Linked DNA regions of Mus musculus: region 1 is linked to region 2. The links are chromatin loops, found by intact Hi-C in ENCODE. Cell type or tissue: gastrocnemius. All regions are shown on one strand.

Region 1 (8,000 bases), 140 kb after region 2:
TGACTCTACACTATGAGGACTCTGAGCACTTTGGAGTGAGTCCAAGGCTGGAGTCAGAAATCTACAAGATGAGATGAAGGTTCCTCACAGTACCTGAGAGGATTTCAAGGATGTGCAGAAAGAGATGCAGACAGAGCTCACTCTGATCATGTGAGATCATATTGGCCTTGTATTGATCAAACCTGAGATGACATAAGCTTCTACATAAGGAATTTTGAAAATCTCCCTTTAGAAATCATCACTACAATCATCATGTGCATCTTCATCACAAGTGTTATCATCATCGATGCAATCACCATGATCACAACAGTCATCATCTGCATCCTCATCACCGCCATTATCATCGTCAATGACATCACTGTCATCAGCATCATTATCACCACCATCCTCATCACCATTATCACTATCGTCATCATCACCATCCACACTGTATAAATGATACATTATATTGTCACTCCATGGTGATTTAAGGGATGGTTTGGATTGTAAATGAGAAAGAGAGTATGACAGACAGAAACACACAAAAAAACAGACAGACAGACAGACAGGAGAGAGAGAGAGAGAGAGAGAGAGAGAGAGAGAGAGAGAGAGAGAGAGAGAGAACAGCCAGAAGAATCTAGAAGAGTCTAGAGCAGAAAGAGGGGAAAAAAACTGAACAAGGCAAGCATACTTGACCTGGCCAGGGTTACCGTGAGGCAGGAGAGAATAGCAGTGGATAGAAACTGGAGAAAACATGGTGAGAGAAGCAGAAACGGGGGAGGGGGGTTCAGAAAAGCAAGAGAGTGAAGGGGGTGAGGCACATTGAGGATAGCATGGTCCTTAGGAGTGGAGTAGCTTGGGAGAGGGAAGATCATGAGTTTAAGGGAGAGGAAGAAGGAAGAAGGCCTGGGGTGCAGCATAGACTTTGAGATGTGTAACAGGCACTGTGGTACTGAAGGAGCCTGGAGTCCAGGGAGCCATATGTCCTTTCTGTCAGAGGGAAGGGAATTGCCTCCTTTCCTGTAGGAAGAGGGGCGTTGGCTTTACAATTCCTGAGAAGTGCTGCTTTTTGTCTCCTTACTGGAAATCCTCCTACAGTCCAGTGTGAGCTCATTTCTGGACTTCTGGACTGCCTTTTGGAGTTCAGGGAATTGGAGTTTCTGTTGGACCTGACAGCCACCATCATACTGTCCCCATCATCTCTGTATCAATCAGACTTACAGAGGGAGAATGCTGTGGCCTGGCCTACAGTCAGATAAATCCTGAGGAAAATAGACTGAGCTAAGCCAGGCACAGAAGAACAGACAGGGCAATGAGACATAGACGGGGTCCCTACTTGGTCAAATTTACAGAGGCAGGAAGTGGAATGCAGGTGTCTGGGACACACAGAGGAGAATGACATGTACTGGCCTGTTCAGGTGAGGGGGCGGGAATGCTCAGGAGATGTGCAGTAGTGACAGTCACCTAAGTGTACATAGGCAGTGACTGTGCTCATGTAAGGACCAAGAGCATTAATTTTTGTATGTTTTATCATAGTCTTTTCAGAAGCAGGCATAGTTGGTATACAGTAAGGCACCTGAGCAATGGCCACCAACAGTCACCCATTACTGAGAGAGCAACTAGGCAGGGACCCAAATGCCACCTTGGATTAGGATGTTGTACATGACCTGATGGTAGATATCTAGGGGTGTAGGTTTATAAGTATATGCCATGCACGTGAGATATAAAAACTGATAGAGTGTAATAAATTTAAAGTTCTTTAATGTAAATACAGCATAGAATTCTCTTCTGTTCTGTGGAAAAAACTGAAGTCCCCATCAGTGAGGAGTCAACTTCCATGACATTCAAAGCAAGATCCCAAGACTAAGATGGATCCATGTCTTTCCCATCTGTTTGTCAGACCACTCCTCATGTGACATCTGCCAGTGGCCAAAGTGGGACCTCACAGCCCTATCTGAGGTGAGTCAGAGATGCTTAACACTCTAACGGTGCATGGTTGTGACTAAGCAATGTTGGTTGTCTTAGAAATGTAACTTACTATGCCTTCTGTGCCTGTCCTTAAATGAGAGTTGACAGACAACTCTCCTTGTGCCCCTTAGGTTCAAGGCAGCACCCAAAATGACAGTGCTGGTGACAGTGTCCCAAACAGAGGGGCTTTGGCTGGGTAATCCGAAAGTATGCTACTGGATAAACAAGTCTAAAGACAGATTTCTATTTACTGGAAAAGCAGCCATCTCAAGGAGGTTTCTTTTTATGAGAAACTTCCCTTAATCAGCCCCAACAGTCAACCACTTTAGGCAAAGATATCTATTTCTGGGTTAATCTGTCCAGCCAGCTGTCTCAGCTCAAGGACCCTACCCTGTTGACACATAAAATCTGTTTGCTCCACACCACCCCAAATTGCTTCTCCCTCTGCCTTCTTAGAGATAGTCTTGGCAATTCAATCCTGGATAAACCTATCCTTCTGCCCATGAGTCTAGTCTAGTCCAGTGGTCACACTGTGCTTGGCTGCTTTGATCAGGAGCTGGATGCCAAGTGGCCCCTCCTTCAACAGTCCCTGCAGGCAGTCATGACAGCTGTGTGCTCATGGCTCATTTTCCTGTCACCTTTACTGGATTTAGAATCATCATGGAGAGCATGTGAAGGCATTTCTAGATTAGACTGACTGACATGGGGAGACCCGTGTCAATGTGCATGGCACTATACCTTTGGCTAGGGTATCTGACTACATAAGAAGGAGAAAGCTGGCTGAGCCCCAGAGGTTGAGGCTCTCTGCTCCCTGACTGCAGACTGCCTCACATTCCAGTTGACATGGCTTCCCATCATGATGTAAGTCAAGTAATCCATTTTCTGCCTTTTGGTGTGTTTAAAAGCACAGGGGGTCAGAGAGTGTTTAAAACACAAAAGGGGTCATTAATCCTTGCTGGATTAAACAGTCTGTTACTACCAGAAGGAAACACTTCAATCAGAAAGCAAGCAGGGCTGCTGGGGAAGCCATGACTGCTGCCCCAGGAGGCCCTGCTCCAGGCCTGGCAGCTTCAGGATACTCTCATTAACTTTTGCATATTCCATGTGGAGACAGGGATGGATTCTGAGTTCAAGCCTGCTGGTTTTCAAGTCTCAAAGCAATAAGCAGCCCACCTGAAAACACACAAGACTCTGTGAAGTTCCTCGTTCTCAGGGCTCAGAGATGTGAGTCTCTAGTTTAGGAAGGCTTAGAGCTTGTTCAAACTGCAGCCTAGAGCTGTAGCCATTCTGCCTTTAAATGCCTGGAGCCACAGTCTCCTTTTTGTCAAAACCTAGAGCTACAAGCCCAGCCTGTAAGCCACTTGTATTCAGAGCTCAGGACTGCAAAGGCTAAGGAGGCTGAGCCTTGCCCACTTGTAGTGTTTACCTGAATAGAAAAAATCTTCATTGGTACACATAGAAGGTCCCTGTGAGACCAGAAGGAAGGTTTTCCAGGTTCATCTGCTTATCTGTTCTGGCTTCATGGTTTTATATCATCGACAATTCTATATCTTCAGGGGGATGATTTTCCAGTTCCAATATTTCACTTTCATGTCACTTCCTAGGTGTGGACTGGATGTCCCCACAGGAAGGCCTGAGTTTGAGACACATCTTTCCTTGCCCAAGAAAAGGGGGTCCCAGTTGTAAGGAGCTCAGCTGAGCTCCCAACAGTTGTAGTGTCTAAGGGAAATGGAAAGGACAAAGGCATTCTTCTGCAACACTTGCTGGGTTCAAAAAAGCAGGAGCCCGGCCCAGAGGACGCAGCCATTGCTCTACTGTTTCCCCTGAGGAAGGTAGACAGAGGGTCAGATGGGTCAGCACATACATGACCCTCTCTATTGTTGAGAGAACCCAGAACAAAAGTTCTGGCAGTCTGGGGAGGCTCTGGAAAGGACTGGGAAGGCATGGGGTGAAGGTTACAACTGGAAAGAGGATATGTGTTGTCAAGGACTTTCTCTTTCTCCTTGGGGACCTCACCTGAGGTGCACCATTAAAGACCGCAGCCCAAGTTGTCAGAGAGGGATCCAGGCATAGGACAGTTGGCCAGGAACACAAAGATGTAGAGAACCAAGACAGTCTGGTGTACCCAGTCCTTGATGTCAGTGCCCCTCAGAAACTTAAGGTTAGACCTTGAGTGGAAGTCAGTCTTCCTGCATACACCTACCAGGCAAACTTTGGAAAGAATCCTAGGCTTAGGAACTGCATAGATTTTGACCATAACCCAGCTCCTTACTAAGGTGAGTCCCTTGGTGGGCAGTGTGGTTAGGCTTTTCCTGGGGCAGAAATTGAAGCTTCAAACTCTCTGGTCACAGAAATCCTTGCCAGGCAGAAAGATCTGTACTGTGCAGGTCTCTTAAGCAGGAAACCCACAGAGGAGCCAAGCTGACAGTGCACACTCCTCGCTGAAGCTCTTCTCCACCGGGCCACCTAGTGGCCAGCCCTTGATTGCAGCCCCTTCCTGAAGTCACAGCCCCTCCCAGGACAAGAGGGGAAGTTCAGGGAAGCAGGCCCAGAAAGACATTCTTCAAGCCTGCCCTGTCCAGCCCAAGGCAATCCCCTCCTGACCTTGCCACAGCAGAAAGAGACATCACCTTGGGATTTAGCACCCGAGAGAAATCGGGGTCAGAAGCTTCTCTCCAGCAAATCCAGCCAGGGACTTCCCTGTCAGGGTGGAGCATTGCAAGCTCTGCCTGGACAGCTGTGGTCTTCCTTGCAGGGGGAGAAGAAGGGGGTGAAAAGAGGGGGAGAGAGAGAGAGAAAGAGAGAGGGGAGGGGAGGGGAGGGGAAGGGAACGGAGGAGAGGGACAGAGACACACAGAGAGACAGAGACACAAGATAAGAACAACAAAAAGACCCTACCAGGCTAGGCTTGGCTTCCCCAGCTGTCATGGATCCAATGTCTCCTGACTGCTGTGCTCTCCCTCTGCCTTACTAAACAATCAGAAAATAAAAACTTTGGCCTTCCTTTGGAGAGCTCTTTTCCCAGGGATGTTCCAGAGAGCAGATTCCCATCTCTCCCTGTTAACTGCTCAGCATGCTGCTGCAGAGGCTCTGCTGTGGTGTGTGAGAAGTTCCCAACCTGGTGGATGTGACAGAGACTCGGAGGTCTCAAGTATAAGATCTCCCATGGGTGCTCCCTCGGAGGGCTTTAAAGTGAGCATGTTTGACAATTAGATTATTCCAGGATGGAGAGCAGTGGCCCTCTGTCAACTGCATGAAAGGCAATGTGGAACATCCCAGGAGCAAACATTGGGTCAACAGCTGTTCACTGACAAATGTCTCTACAAAGAAGCACGCCATCGTGCCTGTCTCTGCACAGCGTTAAGAGACACCCTCCACATCATTGTGACAGAATTCTTAACTGTCAGAGGATGAGTTGGTATCTTGTTTAAGGGACTTCCTTCTTGATTTTTTGGTTGCTCATTGGCCAAGTCCATAGGGCCAGGTCTGAATGACAGCCCAGGCTGCCTCCAGCTGTCACAGAACAGTTTGGGCATAGCTATCTTTTGTCACCCACCACACCACCAAATTCACTGAAAGTGAGGAGCAGAGCAGGTTTGGAAAAGCCTGGGATGGAGAGATCTGGGATGCTCTCCTCCTCCAAAACAAGCTGTGTGAGTTGCGGCTTTGTTTTGTTTTGTTTTGTTTTTCCATTTACAATGTTCATAAATGTGGCGACTTAATTGGCAAAGATGAAAACGTCTTCGGTGTCTATACCGTTGTTGAGTACAGGGAATTGATTCTACACTAGTCCATAACTAGCTGGTGCTTGAGTTGTATCAAGGGACAGTGAAGTTAGAGGTCCAAACTCGGAGCTTGGGTCTTAGGAAAGCCAGACTTGCCAACCAACTGTGGACTATATCACTCTATAACAGTGTGTTGGCCAGCCCAGGAATCCTGTTAGTGAGACACGTTTGTCACATACCTAGGACTGCCAGGAGCATCAAAGCCACTGGGAGCTTTGATTGATCCACAGGCATCTGTCCTGCCCCATGTGAGCACAGTGCTGTGTGTGGTACCTGTGTCCTGGGTGTGTTTAGACCTGTGACAGCTGGAATAAGCTTGATCCTGGCAGCAAGCGCTGAGCTGCAGCAAACATGCTTTCCTCAGAATAGAAGGAGCATCATGCCTGCCCTTTGCCCTCAATGGTAAGCTTTGTTCCTTCCTGCCATTAAGACTTGAAAAGCTGTGTCCTAGACACTGAGGGGTAAGAGCTAAGGAAGGGCTGTATGCCTGATTCTGAAGAGTCATGAATGAGCATATCGGTGTATGTGACTTATTGTGAATTTATTCATGGTGGGACAAGTACCGTGGTCAAAGCAACATAGGTGAGGAAAAGACCTATTTCAGGTCACAGCCCACCATGGAGGGGAAGTCGGGGCAGGAACTCAAGCAGAAGTGTGAGCCATGAACCGTGGCAGGACACTGTGTGCTGGCTGGTTCGTAGGTTCATGCTTATGTAACTATCTTATACAGCTCAAGATCACATACCTAGGGAATGGTACCGCCCACAGTAGGCGGGGCCCTCCTACATCAATAAGCAATCAAGACAACTTCTGTGGTTGCTCATGCCTTTTGGAGGCACAGGCAAGCTGATCTCTGTGAGTTTGAGGCCATCCAGGGCTGCATAGGGAGATGCTATCTCAAGCCAAGAAACAGTCAAGACAACCCCATCTGATCTGGACAAGTCCTCACTTGAGACTGCTTTCTTAGGAGACTCTAGGCTGGTCGAGTTGCTAGTTAAGCTGACTAAGACGTGAGGGAATATATGGAAACATATTTAAAACTTCACTTGTATAAATTATGGTAGAGTTAATATGTATATCTATTGCTTTGAGACAGGTACTGTTTCCAAGGCTCTAATTTCCAAAGCATAGGATACACTGCATAAATATGCCAGGGACTTCCAGTTTAAAAGGTGACCTGTAAACATTTGGATAGCTTAGTCATATCTTACCAATGTTGTTCTGTGGGAAGTCCTTCTTAATGGCCTTTTGGGCTGCTAACTAGCTGTGTTCATTTTCACTTTGAGTTGAGATCTGAAATCGAGTGAGAATGGCTCCCTTGGGGCAAGGGCACATTTATCTGGGGACAGTCTGTGTTAAGAAAGCAATGGGTATTATATAAAGTAAGTAGCAGGAGGTTGGTGACAAGGACCCTATTGAGCCCTAGTGTGACACTGATCCCAAAGAGTAGTAGGTTGTCCAACAAGACATGTTGTTCCTGCTGTATGATCTGAGGATCAAGGATTTCTTGTCAGTTTTACATGTCCGGGGTGTCCCGTGTAGGTGGGGATGGTGGACATGACCATTTATGCATTGATTTCAAGGGCTGTCTGGGTGATGTGTCAATTTCCTCAAACAGTAAGATATTTGGAGAAATGGTTATGCAATGTGTGAGGAGATACTAATCTCTCTGAATTTCAAGGCCACATAGGAGGGTGGATCCAGTTATCAGACAGAGACCACCTGCCTTGTGTTAGTATCCCCTGTTCCATGAGAGCCTCTCATAGGTACCACACAATTCATACTCTGTGTCGTTTGCTGCCATGACTATGGCATAGCTACTGCACGGGGAGAAAGGGTTGACTAAGTACCTAATGAACACCATTGTGAACCAAAACACCTGCCGTGTGCCCCATGGATTGCACCCCTCGCGACAAGTCAGCCACCGAACTTCTTGACTTTCGTTTTCTGTTGAATAAAAGAAAATATGAAGTAAAACAAACCCATTGGTGTCTGGACATGAGGATCTGCAGTGTTGTGGATTAGAGGTATACGATTCGGGCACACTGATCTCTGAGAATAGAATCAGTCCAGAGGTTGGTGGAAGGTTTCTGTTCATCTGGAACTAACTGCTGTCCCCCTGCCCAGGGGCCCTCTCCTACTGTCTGGTCTCCTATCTCTGTAGCTCTGTATTGGGAGATAAGAAATTACCAGTGTATCACTGAAGCTACTTTTAAAAAAAATCTGACATTTCAATGCTTGTATTTTTATGCTTATTTGAATTTATTT
Region 2 (8,000 bases):
GATGCATTTGGCAGCTAGCTTCACCATAGTAACCAGGTACTAGCGGAGACGTGGGGGTGGGGGACGCTGAAAGGGGGTTAGGATTCGGGGACAGCTGACACCAGGGCCTGAGGCCGTGATGGAGGGATGGATGATGGCCCGGGTGCTAGGGTTGGGTGGACGGAGGGCTTCAGGCCCCAGGCAGCCTGCAAAGGTTCCGGTGGGGCGGAGCAGAACCCGTTCCAAGTCCAGCCTTAGACCCGGCCCAAAGAAGAGTTGAGACACAACCACTAGTCCTCTGGTCCCAAGAGTCGCGCCAAACAGGCTCCTGGCAACCATCATCAACCCGCCTTCTCCCTCCATATTGTCTCCTGATTGGTTGCTCTCAAAAGCTCGGAGACCCCAGGCACCCAATAGAAGAAGGAGGCGGGGAAAACCGGTTCCCTTCGCGGAACAAAGCGGAGAGGTTTCTGCTCTTTAACTGCTCTCAGCTTGGCCAATGGCTTTAGATGCTGTCAATCACCGCTGGGCACCGCCTAGCGTCTCTGGAGACGCAGCCCAACCAGGATGCAGCCGGAGGCGGGAATTAATGGGGCTTTCTGATTGGCCAGAGCATGGCTTTAACCATCGCGAAGAGTTTGGGATTCGCTGCACCTTGCCCCTTCTTCCTGGGAATGGATTCGCCCACACTGAGAGGGGTGACGCCGCTGAAATGGCGCCTGCGCAGTAAAGGAAGCTGCTGTCGCGGGTCCTGGATGTTATTGGTATCTTTCCCCGACCCCGGGTGCAAAGAACATTTGGAGACCTAACCTTTGCTTCACGTCCAGAATCGAAATGCCATCTTTAAAGCCCAAGCATGTTATGAACCCTAAAAACTGAAATAGCGGGGAGGGAAAAATGTGCAACGTTGAGCAGTGAGGAAGACAGGAAGGCCCTGCATGCTTGCACAGCAAACAACTGCGGACAGCACCCGTGCTGTGCACCTTCCGGAAGGGGGAAAGAGCGAGGTCCTGATGGAAACTCACACAGTATATCCATATGTAACTATATATCACTTTATGTTATGTATCAGTTAAATTAAACTAAAATCTAAAATAGGCCTAATTTGACGTGATATCTTAATGGATGGGAGGACACGCCTCTCTCAGTCGGATTCCTCTGTTATGGGTGAATGGATGCTATCCTGGTGTTGCCCCTCATGAGGGGAGGGTGGGTAAATGCCACCTGACTTTCCTGGGAGCCCCTCTTGCTTTGCCACTAAGTGGGATATGGCTCTGCAAGGCATGTAACCTCTGGAACTCTGAAGATAGAAACCAACTCATGGGTACAGGAAGTAGGCGAGTGTCCATGCATCGGGGCGTTGTTACTGTAGCAAAACACCGGAGAGAAACTATTTAAAGGAGGAAAGGTTTAGTTTGGCCATTTGGTTGACCATCATAACAACAACAGCATATAAGCATATAGCCACCTCATGTTGGGAAAGGAAGAAATAGTTCCCAGGATATGCCCCCAAAGTCACATTCTCTTTCAACTAGGTTCCATTTCCCAGGCACCTCCCCATAGCCCATCACATTAGGTACCTGTGATGGTTTGTATATGCTCTGCCCAGGGAGGGGCACTATTAGAAGGTGTGGCCCTGTTGGAGTAGGAGTGTCACTGTGGGTGTGGGCTTTAAGACTCTCATCCTAGCTGCCTGGAAGTCAGTCTACCGCTAGCAGCCTTCAGATGAAGATGTAGAACTCTCAGCTCCTCCTGCACCATGGCTGCCTGGATGCTGCCCTGCTTCCACCTTGATGATAATGGACTAAACCTGGGAACCTGTAATCTAGCCCCAATTAAATATTGTCCTTATAATACTTGCCTTGGTCATGGTGTCTGTTCACAGCAGTAAAATCCCTAACTAAGACAGTACCCATCAATGGATCTGTAGTCCACTGATGAATGAAGTCAGAGATTCATCACTTCCCCTAAAAGCCTTAGTTCTGATCACCCCCTGCTCTGGGAGCCAGGCTCTCCACACACACGTCTTTGGAGTGTGGTGGGGTGTGTGTCCACCATGCTGGCTCAGCACTGCTGCTGTAGGTTGGCCAGGGGAAGTTCTCCACCCCACTGCTGCTTTCTCAACGTTTACTGGGTCCCAGGATTCTGATCTCGAACATTTAGAGAGGCACCGTCTCTCTGCAAAGATGCCTGTATCAGGAGGAACTGGTAGAGCTAGTGCTGCCTCGGAGTTACCCAGGATCCCCTAGGAACCCTTGTCTATGCTTCTGTAACAAACCCCTGTAATCTGATTGGTTTGCCACACTGGCAAACATGGGTAGGGTTTCTCTGGTCTGTCTGTCCTGTCTGGATGAAGAGGTGTTTCTCTGGAAATGTCAGGTGGTGCCTTCTTTGAGGAATTCATTCCATAGATATTCAGAGAGTACTAAGCACAGGGGGGTGGGGGGGGGCGGAGCCAACAAGCCCAGCTGAGAGGCAGGTGACTGAGAAGAGTGTCCATAGATATTTGGAATCAATGTTGGGTAAGGGAAGATTTAGGGCAGGACCACAGATGCCCTCATGCTATGACCCTTGAGCTCTCTGGGCACCCTGAGCAATTCCACTGTACCCTAACATGCAAGTAGCCATTCTTAGGTGGTCCTGGGGCTGCTATATTTTTCCTTGAGAACTTCCCTACCCCAGGGCCTTTACACGTAATGTTCCTAGCATGGCTGCAGAGCTCTGTTCCCCATGACTTTCAGCTCGAAGCCCCAGTGGCATGTCCCTAGCCGTCCATCCCTAGCCATTCAATGGAAAGACTTTCTTTCCATTTGGCAGCTTGACCTTGCTTTACTGTACTGTCTTCCTGGCCTTGGCCACTGGTGGAAAGGATGTGCCAGGGTGCTTTGCAGAATTCTCCACTTGAAAGTTAGCCTCATGAGAAGAGACACTCAATAGCTTTTGGTCATTGGCCTCTAGGACAGTCCCCAGCACGGCGAGACACTCGGGGGGGGGGGGTGTTTTTGAAGAGACGAATCAGCTGGGCGTGGTGGTGCACGCCTTTAATCCCAGCATTTGGGAGGCAGAGGCAGGTGAATTTCTGAGTTCGAGGCCAGCCTGGTCTACAGAGTGAGTTCCAGGACAGTCAGGGATACACAGAGAAACCCTGTCTCGAAAAAATAAAATAAAATAAAAAAGAGACGAATCTCATAGGGCTTACTCTTCTGGTAATATGACAAGCACCAATTGTTTATTTTATTTATTCTTTATTGTCTGTGGTATTGGGACTTGAATCCGGGGCCCTATGCCCACTTGGGAAGGGCTCTACTACTGAGATCCAACAAGTACCCATTCTCACGCCAGTTCTCAGGCAGGTAATACTACCAGTGGGAGGGGGCAGCCGTTGTTCAGATGTGGGGCAGTTTGCTCCTGGCTCCTCTCTCTCCCCTGACTACACTCTGAGCGAGAGCTGACTTCTCTACTTCTCTCTACTAGGGTTAACAGTGCTGCTGCCAAAGTTGGAGGCGGGGTTGTGGGTGCTGACATTGACGTGTGTGTGTGTGTGGGGGGGAGGGGGTTCTTTGCACAGAAGGCTTTGCTTGAGAGTGGGTTGTAGAGGCAGCTGCTGACACGTTGTTCCCAGGAACCTTCGGATCGTTCTGGGGTCATGGGACTCCTGACAGCATGGACAGCGGTATGCATGAGCTGCAGTACGTAGCCAGGCAGTGACAGCTGCCACACTCTGTTCAGAAGGCATGGGCTGCTCGGGCCCACTGCATAGCCTAGGTTCCTCCATCATCACACTGTGAACAGCTCCAGGTCCTTACTCCCTCTGTCTAGATGACATTAGGGTCCATTTACCCACACAGGGTAGTAGTAGCAAAATGGTTGGGTACAAAAGAGACGGTTAGGGGAGGCGTGCCTCGTATAGTTTAGACTGGGCCTCAGGAAGAATGAGTTCTGGGTACTAAGACTCAGTCACTGGTGCATGCAGGTCCGAGCCAGTGCTGAGCAGAGAAGGCAGGGACTTTGCAGCTCTTGTGAATGGGGACCGGTAAAGCAGAGCTTGGCATCAGCTTCACACAGCCCCACAAGGAGACCCTGTGCCAGGCTGAGCCAGGTTTCTTCTGGGCACAGCTGATACTTTAATATGGGCAGGGGGAAGGGGAGCCACTATGAGCTTGTATCTCTGACCCACTAGCTACCCAAATCATCACACCTCTGTAGACAACAATGAAATGTCTCCAGTCATTGCCAAATGTCCCCTTGGGGTCAAACTCTTTCATGGATGGAAACTGCTCACTTAGAAAAGGCTACTGATTTGAAATGGAAATCTTGAGGTCTTTGGACCACACTGCTTAGGTCTGAATCTCTCTCTCTCTCTCTCTCTCTCTCTCTCTCTCTCTCTCTCTCTCTGTTCCCCACCCCCACCCCCATGTCCCTTGGTTCCTAGTAGCTCAGTTGTTGGCCTCCCTGTTCCCATGACAGAACATAGATGTGTAGCAGAAGAACTCATAAACACCGGCTCTGATGCACAGCCTGGGATGTGATGGGTCCCCAGGGGGCTGCCTGAGGCTGCAGCCATGCTCTGCTTTACAATTGGCTTTAAGGCAAAACACCACATCTGGTGCGACGCTTCCTGTGGCAATGACCTTTGAGGTCTATGTGCCTGGCACCCGTGCGGGCCCACTTGATTGTGTCTCTGCTGATGCAGTGCTTGGCAGTGGACATCTCAACAAAGAGCAGTAGCTGTGGGACTGACTCACCTCCCCTGTGTTCTGAATGCAAAGTGAGAGAGCCCATAGCTGTGCGTCCTGCCTGCTGGGCAGGCTGCCGTATGCTGATTTGGTCAGCAGGGGGCAGCAGTCGCCGGGGGAAAACGCCAGCCACAGGCAGGTGCTGAGGGCTCTTGGCTTTTCCTGGTCTTTGGGGCTTCTTTTACTTAAAGTAGAGCATATCAGCTCTCCAGTCACACGAGGCTTTTTTTTTTTTTTTTTTTTTTTTTTTTTTTTTAAACAGCCCTTTGACAGCTCATCTGTGAAAGCTCAGACACGCTCTTGCATGTTTTATGCTCAGTGTGTCTTGTCCTTTCCTGCACGTATGAGGGTCTCGGAGACTGGTGGTGGGCAGATAACTCAATTGGCTCTCCCTGGATGTACACCCTGGATCCTGATCTTTCCTATGCCATGCGCATAAAATTTGTGTTGTTATGTTCGGAGGGCTCAAGTAGTCAGAGGCCAGACTCCACTACAACAAAGTTAACTCTTCAGAAGCGTGTTTCTTTCTTCTTCCTTTTGCGATCCCCTCACACTCCATAATGCCCTGAGTGTGGAGGACACACCCCTGCCTAGACTGGCTGTTGCCTGTTCCCTGAAATTACTTGGGCCCTATCTTAGCTTGTCCCTTGGCTTTCTAAAAACAGCACAAGCCTTTTTCTCTGGCTTTCCTAAAATCTACTGTTGACTTCTGCTGTCTCATTTCCACTCAGCAGCCAGTGTCATCCTTAAACATTTTAGGGCCAAGTGAGATAGCCATGGGAGACCATGGGGAGGGGAGAGGGGCGCGTGCAGGGTGGGTGGGGTGGGGGTGGGTTGGTAAAGGCTTGCTGCCAAGCCTGGTGAGGTTGAGTTTGATCTCTGGGACCTGTACGCTGTCCTCTGACCTCTCTACACAAGCCTTGTGGCACATGTCTCGGTGCTTTGTGCTCTGTCTGAGACGGTTAGCTTCCTGGGACCAGCAGACTGGATCCTGCCTGTGCTGCCTCAGGGCTTTTGTGCAGTCTACCCCAAAGCTGGCACAGTCACTGATGTTTCTCTAATGTGTAACAGTCCTCTCGGCTCTGTCCCCATCCTTCTTTCCCAAGTGTCCCCCTGTTGAACACAATCTTTCTGTGATCGTCACACAGGAGGAGCCACTTCTTGGCTGGGCAGGGGAACACACACACACAAGTCTCTTGCTCTCTCCAATAGCTACTATGAAGGTGCAGCCTGACAGCTCCTACCACCTACGATATGCATTGCAAACTATAAAGTTCTGGGCAAAAACCTGAGCTTTCCCTGCCACCAAGATAGACTCCATTCTGAGGCCAGTTCCCCAGCACCTCCTCCAGGTAACTTTGAGTGTTATCACCAACACCACAAAGGAGCCTTTGTGGCCAGCACACAGCAGCTTGAAAAGACGCCTTCTGGTGGCCCACAGGACAGGGCTGAGGGCCCTTCAAGGATGAATGGGACTGGCCAAACATATTTACTGGGGTTGGGTGAGGTAGGGTGTGGCTGGAGCCTCCAGAACATTCCAGAGCCCTTGCACCTCTGAGCTCTTCTGTGAGTTCCCACAACAGCATCTGTCACGTTCTGTAAAGGGAGCTAGTGAAAGAGAACGTCCTTCAAACCTCCCAGTTTATACCTTCTGAGGCCAAGTGTCCCAAAGGGACATTCTTGGATCTCTCAGGTGGCACAGTGACAGGTGGACCTTTAAATCAGGAGATTGCATTTGGAGTTTGACTGTAAACAATTACATATCAGGGAGCCAGAGCCAGAGCCTGCCTCAGAAACACGAGGGCTGGGGGGCGTAGCTCTGTTGGTAAACTACAGTTTGGAAACTCTGAGTTTCATCTTCTGAGCCCATATAAAGAATCTGGGTGTGAGGGCAAGGGTTTGTAAACCCAGTGCTGGGGACAGGGAGACAGGAGGCTTCTCAGCACTCAACGTTCAGCCAGCCTAGCTTATCTGGCCAGCTCCAGGTCAGGAAGAAACCTCGTTTCATAAAATAAGGTGAAAGGGGCCCGAAGAATGCCACCAGAGGTGATCTCCAGACTCCACATGCAGTTACACACATGTGCATGCTCCCAACACACAAACACAAAACACACACACACACATACACACTCATTATGAAGTCATGGGCAATGGAGTGTACTGAGGTCACTGAGGTTTAGAGACCCAGTGCAAGGGGATGTTTCAAGTCTAAGAGTTCAAGCCCACCCTGAGTACCATAGATGCTGTCTCAAAACACACAAAAACAAAAACAAAACAAACAATAACAAAAAAAAACAACAAAAACAAAACAAAAAAAACCAAAGCAAACCAATAGAGGTGCATATGTCAGGGTTGCTGCATGCCCCCACCTAGAAGAATTTTAGAATTCACCAGATCTGATCTGGTAGGAACAAACATTTGGAATCTTGCAAAGCTAAAATGCAGATGCCAAGTTGTCCAAGGCCTTGGCCTTGTTGGAGCTTCTTCCTTCGGCGCAGCCGTTTGCCAGAGGAGGGCACGGAGGTTCTGAGACACTCATCAGACTGGCGGACAAACTGTAGGACTGGGGTTAGTGCTCCCATCTGCCCCGAGCCTCACTCTCCCAGCTGCAGGCTGGGCGGCCCTGGGAGGGCTTGGAAACCAGGCTGAGCCTCTGTCTCCTGTGGTGTAAGACGGAATTGATCACAGAACCCACCCTGAGGAGATGCACGGCCTAAATATGCACAGAGAACACTTTGCATGGTGACACAGTAAACTCCAGACAGGTGCCACCCACCAGTGACTACGACTCTAGAGCACCTTGTTCCAAAACCAATGAATAATCAAGCAGGTAAGTTCATGATCTGAAGACTCTCCAAAGACAGGAAGCTTCCCTTGCCAGGAATGTAAGACCCAGAGGCAACGCCTTCTGGGCAGAAATAAAATACGAAAGGGAGTCACTTAGCAGAACTGAGTGTCTCTGTAACATCTACGTTCTGAAAGGGCCTTCCTAAGGCTGGTCCAACACGGCAGCAATGGTCTCTCTAACCTTGTTGACAAAGCGTGGAGGCTTGTGACAACTGGGGAGCAGCCCTTCTGCCGCTGACCCCCTGCTCCAGCGTGGGATTTTGCAAGGCAGCAGCGACATTGACATTTCTCATCCTTAGGCAACTCTCTCCAGAGCAATCCGTGGAACTGATCGTTCTCTGCTCCTTTCTCGAGAGTTCACAGATGTGAGTCTTACACACACACACACACACACACACACACACACACACACACACACACACAGAGAGACAAGTGACA

Evidence for each region. Hi-C counts contacts between places; a loop is a spot of excess contacts. Peaks named below come from ENCODE experiments on the same cell type or tissue, not always from the same donor. Only the 100,000 strongest peaks of a DNase experiment are listed, where the experiment ranks them.
Region 1: it touches region 2 in a loop (6-fold over the local background); 16 of 42 quality-filtered maps call a loop at or near these places.

What each region holds. Positions count from the first base shown.
Region 1 is chr15:78,316,593-78,324,592 of GRCm38, forward strand. No RefSeq gene overlaps it. Among named protein-coding and RNA genes, the nearest start is that of Csf2rb, 5.4 kb to the right of the region's middle. In gastrocnemius, a CTCF peak has its summit at 4,419 (motif pointing left); DNase peaks (open chromatin) are centred at 2,508 and 4,420; H3K27ac peaks cover 1,057 bases.
Region 2 is chr15:78,173,776-78,181,775 of GRCm38, forward strand. Ift27 (intraflagellar transport 27) reads right to left here and starts at 306. Exons shown (of 7, transcript NM_025931.3): 1 at 1-306. The coding sequence starts at 27. In gastrocnemius, a CTCF peak has its summit at 4,809 (motif pointing right); DNase peaks (open chromatin) are centred at 533 and 4,804; H3K4me3 peaks cover 1,470 bases; H3K27ac peaks cover 1,162 bases.